Regions from separate parts of the Homo sapiens genome. Here region 1 is linked to region 2. A link is a contact called in ENCODE Hi-C data. All regions are on one chromosome and are shown on one strand. The core of a region is the stretch at or near the end of the contact, and the rest is flanking DNA. Distances in the headings are between cores, read along the strand shown. Region 1 holds the start of AKAP10 (A-kinase anchoring protein 10). Region 2 holds the start of TOM1L2 (target of myb1 like 2 membrane trafficking protein).

Evidence for each region. Hi-C counts contacts between places; a loop is a spot of excess contacts on that map. Pooled maps may share reads with other maps.
Region 1: a loop to region 2 is called in a map of B cell, with 12 times the contacts of the local background. The contact joins the promoter of AKAP10 here to the promoter of TOM1L2 in region 2. A Hi-C loop is called at or near these places in 2 of 168 maps with a recorded cell type or tissue (B cell and CD4-positive, alpha-beta memory T cell) and 6 of 50 pooled maps.

The regions. Positions count from the first base shown.
Region 1 is chr17:19,976,052-19,979,394 of GRCh38, reverse strand. AKAP10 (A-kinase anchoring protein 10) reads left to right here and starts at 1,567. Exons shown (of 15, transcript NM_007202.4): 1 at 1,567-1,803. The coding sequence starts at 1,716. RefSeq lists an enhancer at 484-1,197 and a silencer at 1,670-1,859.
Region 2 is chr17:17,970,467-17,973,649 of GRCh38, reverse strand. It overlaps TOM1L2 (target of myb1 like 2 membrane trafficking protein), which reads left to right and starts at 1,250. Exons shown (of 15, transcript NM_001082968.2): 1 at 1,250-1,388. The coding sequence starts at 1,337. DRC3 (dynein regulatory complex subunit 3) reads right to left here and starts at 788. Exons shown (of 14, transcript NM_031294.4): 1 at 676-788. RefSeq lists enhancers at 497-816, 1,188-1,757 and a silencer at 1,497-1,546.

The DNA of each region.
Region 1 (3,343 bases), core at 318-2,817, 2.0 Mb before region 2:
GCCTATTTCGGGTTCTAGTTATAGTCTTAAACTTGGACATTCTTGTAGAAAGTAAAAAGTTTCCTCTTCAAAGTTCCCCTTCTTGTTAAAGAATACATCATAAGTGTTAGAAGTAATAGTTTATTTTAAAGACTAACTTTCTTCAAGCCTCCTTGCTTTGTGCTAATAACTCTTTGTTAAGCCCTATCCTATGTAACTGTTGGACATGCTCACAGGCACGTTCCAGTTCACAGCCTATGCCCCTTCCTTATTTGGAAATGTTATTGCTTCCTTAAACCTTTCGGTAAGCAACTTCCTCTCCTTCTTCGTTCTTCCTTGCACTTACCTATTTAGAAAGTTTTAGGCTATTAGCAAATCGGCTATCAGTTTAAGAGTGTGAGGTCCCGCTCCAGCCAATGGATGCAGGACATAGCAGTGAGGACGACCCAAATGCGTAAGGGATAAATATGTTTGCTTTTCCTTTGTTCAGGTGTGCTCTCGACATCGTTCCATCTGCGATTGAGCACCCTTTCTGCAGAAAGTAAAGATTGCCTTGCTGGAGATCTTTTGTCTCCGTGCTGACTTTTCTTCGTGGCACCGATTATCTATTTCTAACAATTTTGGTATTTCTAACATTCTGAACAATCTTGGGCTAGTTGTCTCTTCTGGGCCTGTTTCCCCATCCGTCACATGATAAACTTCATTGGTTTAAAAACCCCAGCGAACATTTATTGAGTTACTATTACCTTCCTGCCCTCCCCAACCCCAACCCCAGGGAGCAGTTACAACCTCAGCCGCTGAGCGCACTCGCCGGGTGTTAAGAAGCACCAAAGACAGGGAGGCTTGATTGATTTTGCTTTGGGAGTAGAGGGTCAGAAGATTCACAGGAAAATGGCATTTGAGCAAGGATGATTCACTGGAGCTAGCTTTTAAATACTGGCGAGGCTTTTATGTTGCAGTCCCTTACAAAGTTGAGCATTCGCAGGGACTGCACTCCGAAATAAGCCCGCTTCCCCTTTTCATTCGCTAATGATCCAGGGAGCTGCTGGTTCCGCATGCGGCAGGTTGTGCCTTTTCCTAATCAGGGTTCTGCATCGCCTCGAACCCGCAGGCCGTGGCGGGTTCTCCTGAGGAAGCAGGGACTGGGGTGCAGGGTGAAGCTGCTCGTGCCGGCCAGCGCCTGTGAGCAAAACTCAAACGGAGGAGCAGGAGGGGTCGAGCTGGAGCGTGGCAGGGTTGACCCTGCCTTTTAGAAGGGCACAATTTGAAGGGTACCCAGGGGCCGGAAGCCGGGGACCTAAGGCCCGCCCCGTTCCAGCTGCTGGGAGGGCTCCCGCCCCAGGGAGTTAGTTTTGCAGAGACTGGGTCTGCAGCGCTCCACCGGGGGCCGGCGACAGACGCCACAAAACAGCTGCAGGAACGGTGGCTCGCTCCAGGCACCCAGGGCCCGGGAAAGAGGCGCGGGTAGCACGCGCGGGTCACGTGGGCGATGCGGGCGTGCGCCCCTGCACCCGCGGGAGGGGGATGGGGAAAAGGGGCGGGGCCGGCGCTTGACCTCCCGTGAAGCCTAGCGCGGGGAAGGACCGGAACTCCGGGCGGGCGGCTTGTTGATAATATGGCGGCTGGAGCTGCCTGGGCATCCCGAGGAGGCGGTGGGGCCCACTCCCGGAAGAAGGGTCCCTTTTCGCGCTAGTGCAGCGGCCCCTCTGGACCCGGAAGTCCGGGCCGGTTGCTGAATGAGGGGAGCCGGGCCCTCCCCGCGCCAGTCCCCCCGCACCCTCCGTCCCGACCCGGGCCCCGCCATGTCCTTCTTCCGGCGGAAAGGTAGCTGAGGGGGCGCCGGCGGGGAGTCAGGCCGGGCCTCAGGGGCGGCGGTGGGGCAGGTGGGCCTGCGAGGGCTTTCCCCAAGGCGGCAGCAAGGCCTTCAGCGAGCCTCGACCTCGGCGCAGATGCCCCCTGAGTGCCTTGCTCTGCTCCGGGACTCTTCTGGGAGGGAGAAGGTGGCCTTCTTGCGCGAGGTCAGAGGAGTATTGTCGCGCTGGTTCAGAAGCGATTGCTAAAGCCCATAGAAGTTCCTGCCTGTTTGGTTAAGAACAGTTCTTAGGTGGGGGTTAGTTTTTTTGTGTTTCTTTGAGGACCGTGGATCAAGATCAAGGAAATCTCTTTAGAACCTTATTATGGAAGTCTGAAGTTTCCAAATGTTGAGGGTTTTATGTCTAAAAGCAACACGTGAAAAAATTGTTTTCTTCACCCAGTGCTGTCTTCCAATTTCCTCTTTGGGGGGAGGGGTAGTTACTGCTGTTACTAAAATAAAATTACTTATTGCTAAAGTTCCCCAACAGGAAGACCACTACTTTTGATGACTTTGGCAAGTTTGCTAACTACTGGAACCCTAACTTACAAACGAACTACTTACATTTTTGATTTCCAGTTGTATTACCTGCCCAATGTTTACGTAGAAACAGCTTAATTTTGATTCTGGGTAACGTTGTTGCACTTCATTAAAAATACATATCCGAAGTGAGCAAGTATGGGTCTGTGGACAGCAGTGATTTTTCCTGTCAATTCCTGTTGCTTCAGATAAAATGTACCAGACAGAGGCCGGGCGCGGTGGCTCACGCCTGTAATCCCAGCACTTTGGGAGGCTTGGCGGGTGGATCACCTGAGATCGGGAGTTCAAGACCAGCCTGACCAACATGGAGAAACCCCGTGTCTACTAAAAATACAAAATTAGCCAGGGTGGTGGCGCATGCCTGTAATGCCAGCTACTTGGGAGGCTGAAGCAGGAGAATCGCTTGAACCTGGGAGGCGGAGGTTGCGGTGAGCCGAGATAGCACCATTGCACTCCAGCCTGGGCAAAAAGAGCGAAACTCCGTCTCAAAAAAAAAGTACCAGACAGAAATGGGTTTTGTTTTCTTTTTTTGTTTTGAGACGGAGTTTCGCTCTTGTTGCCCAGGCTCGAGTGCAATGGCGCGATCTCAGTCTCGGCTCACTGCAACCTCTGTCTCCCAGGTTTAATCGATTCTCCTGCCTCAGCCTCCCAAGTAGCTGGGATTACCCATGCCCCACCATGCCCGGCTAATTTTTGTATTTTTAGTAGAAACGGGGCTTCACCATGTTAGGCTGGTCTTGAACCCCTGACCTCAAGTGGGCCTCCCACCTCGGCCTCCCAAAGTGCCAGGATTACAGGCATGAGCCACCGCGGCCAGCCAGAAATGGGTTTTGGAAAAAGCACTAAACAAAATCGAACTTGGTTTCATATGACAGCTCTGCTGCTAACTGTAACAGGGGCAGACCAGTTAACCTACTTTTCTGTCTTCTGTCAGCTGAGAATTAGATGATTCCCAAAGGCCCATTGAACTCT
Region 2 (3,183 bases), core at 1-2,500:
AAAATAAAAAATAAATAAATAAATAAATAATGAACAAAATTTTTCTTAAAAAAGAATAAAATCAATCACTTACTGAATGCTTACTGTGTGCTCAGTGCACATGCATTATTTAAGTACATGTAAGCTCCGGAGGCCATAAAAAGGGAGTCCTAATGCCCTTATTTCCCAGCTAGGGAACCTGAGGCTCCAGGGAGGTAAAGGAACTTGTCCAAAGTCGTACAATGAGTTACTGACAGAGACGGATACAGAACTTGAGTAGCCGTATTCACATCCAAAGCGGTATATACAGTACCAAGATGAAATCATTTGATAGTTATGAGGTCAGTTATGATGGCTAAATTCTGGGAAAAGTTATCAGTGGACCGGGTACCTCTCTTTCTATGAAAGGAGGCTGGAAGACGGAACCCCTTAAAAATCCATTCTGGCCCTGCTCCCTCGGGAAATGCTTCCTTAGTATTTTTTTTTTTTTTTATTCAAAAGCTTGACAAGCCCAGGACTAAAGTGTCTTGGCTGTCTCACACGACTGTAAAGTGGCTGGGAGAGGACCTACGTGCTCATTTTATAAATGAGAAGGGCCGGGCCGGCGTTCTCCGAGAAAAAGGTCACAGGAAAGAGTTACGTCGGGCACTATCTGTCCCTGCAAGTCCTCCGGGAGCCTCAGCTCCCAGGTCTCACCTTCTCAAGCGCTGGGAACTCGGCGGTTCCACGCAGCAGACGCGTCTCCCGGTTGCTGGGGAACCAAGCGCCGCGACTTGGTTGCTAAGGGGAAGTCAGAAGGGAGACATCCTGGGTGAAAGTTGACAAGTCACGTGACCACATCTCCGTGTGGTGAAACACTCCTTACACCAACCAGCCGTAGAGAAAACAAATGTTTCTCCAATCAGTACTTTCTATGGGCGGGGATATTCCTAGATTCACCTCTGTTCCGTCCATTTGCGTGATTGACTCGTCTTTTGTCCAATAATAGTAAGAATCCTTTAGATTGACCAATATACAGAGGAATCAAAATGCGCAGCTTCCCCTTTGGGGGCGGGCCAGGGGAGGTGCCGCCACGGCTGACAGGGACTCCGGTGACCTAGCTCGCTCCTCCGCCCAATCGGACGCTGCGGGGTGGGTGGGGGCTTTGCTGACAGAGGTGTAACGACCAATAGGAGGCGGGCTTCGTAGGTGTCCCCCAATAGAGACGCGGCAAGGGGGCGGGGCCAAAGGCCCTAAGCTCGGCGTTCCAGAGAGTGGGGAGGGGGCAAGTGTCAGTCAGGACGGGAGTCCGGCGGGTTACAGCGGAGGCCTAGGTGGCAGACAGGGGGCCCGGGCCGCTGCGTGTTGTCCACCCAAGATGGAGTTCCTCCTGGGGAACCCGTTCAGCACACCAGTGGGGCAGTGCCTCGGTAAGGCCGCGTGTGGGGCAGGAGGCTGGGCAACGGCGGCCGCTGATCCGGCTGGTGAGGACCGCGGGCCTCCGCCGGGCGCCGGTGCCACTTCACGAGCGGGCTGGGCCTCCGCCAGCCGCGGGTGCCACTCCACGAGCGGGCTGGGCATCCTGGTCGTCGGGCCTTTGCCGGGCGCTTGTGCCACCTCACGGGCGGGCTGGGCATCCTGGTCGTCTGGCCTTCACTGGGCGTCGGTGCCACCTCACGGGCGGGTTGGGCATCCTGGTCGTCGGGCGTTCGCCGGGCGCCGGTGCCACCTCCCGGGGGGGCTGGGCCTTCGCCGGGTGCCGGTGCTATCCCACGGGCAGGCAGGGCATCTGTGTCCTCGGGCCTCCTCCCGGGCACTGGTGCCACCTCACGGGCGCGCCAGTGCCACTCTGCCAGGAGGCACCCCTGAGGCCCAACTTGGACTCGGAGATGCCCCAGGCTTCCCTGCCCATCAAGGCTCAGCCCTTCCTTTTGCTGCTAGAGGTGGTGCCAACTGCTGGTCTGCTTCCCCAATGCGCTTTGGGAGATGCCACTGCATGTGTCTTTATCCAGCCCAGCAGGCTCACTGCCACTGCCCCAAGGACCCAGTTCTCCCAAACCCTTTGTGGGATGTCACCTTCTTCTCCATCTTTGTCCCTCCTCTTCGGTACCAGCAACCCTCAGACTGGGCACCCTCCCAGAAATGCCCCCTGCTCCGGGACTTGCTAATTTGAGCTGCAACTCAGCTGTGCTGTAGGAGGGACTGGGATAGGAGGAGGGGCTCTTGGAGGGTGATTATCTTGGCAGGGGGATGGCATGCCTGCAGTGCCTCCCAGGAAAGAAGGGAGGCTGTGTTATTTAATGATAAGAGCCCTGGACTGGGAATCATGGAAGCCTGGACTCTAGCAGTGGTTTTGTCAGTGACTCCATATGACCTTGTGCCCTTTCTGGTTTGAAGTTCCCCTGTCTGTCAAAGTGTTTGGAGATGAGATGTGATAGATCCCTTAAAGTTCTCAAGTTTTGATATTCTTTGTAGTACTCTGCACATTGACTGTTGCTTCCTCCCCCACCTCATATTAAGTTTACCAAAGCTGAAATCTTTTGTTGGCAATGTAGAGAGAATGGTACTCAGCATTATCTGTTAATCCTATAGGGGGGATGTGGACACCTGGGGACACCAGAGATGGCCAGAATCATGGATAAGGAAAGCCCAAAGTGTAGGTAAAGGAATACTGAAATGGCCACCATATGGGACTTCCTTACTAAGAAAGCAACTTGCCTTTTTACCCAAGGCAGTGGCTTATGCCACTTGATCAGTCAAGAATGCTGATTAGTTTGTTTGAAAACTGGATTCCTCCTGGTTGGTTGAAGGACTGGTAAAACGTCTTTTATGAGCCAGGATCTTTGGTGTTCTTATGGGCCTGATTTCAGCAGTAGTGATTTGTTTATTTTCTGCTTTGCTTATGAAATTTTAGCTTACTTTCCAGCCTTTAGTGGAGCCTATAAACTTATTGAGGTCTCTCCTGTTGGCTAATTAGCATTTAGGAGCCTTTCTTTACTTTCTGGCGTAGTATCTTTTATAATGCATGAGGGACCCCAAAAGAGTGTTTTCCCACCTTTTTGACATCTTGTCTCTTGCTGCCCACTGGAGAGTCTCTGGATTCTCACTTCCTTACTTCTTCCCCATGTCCTTTTCCACTCTCTTCAGGTGCTCTTGCATGGCAGCCACACTCCAAAAACTAATTTCCAGCCAGTTAATGGAGGGAGCCAGAAAACTTGCGAGAAT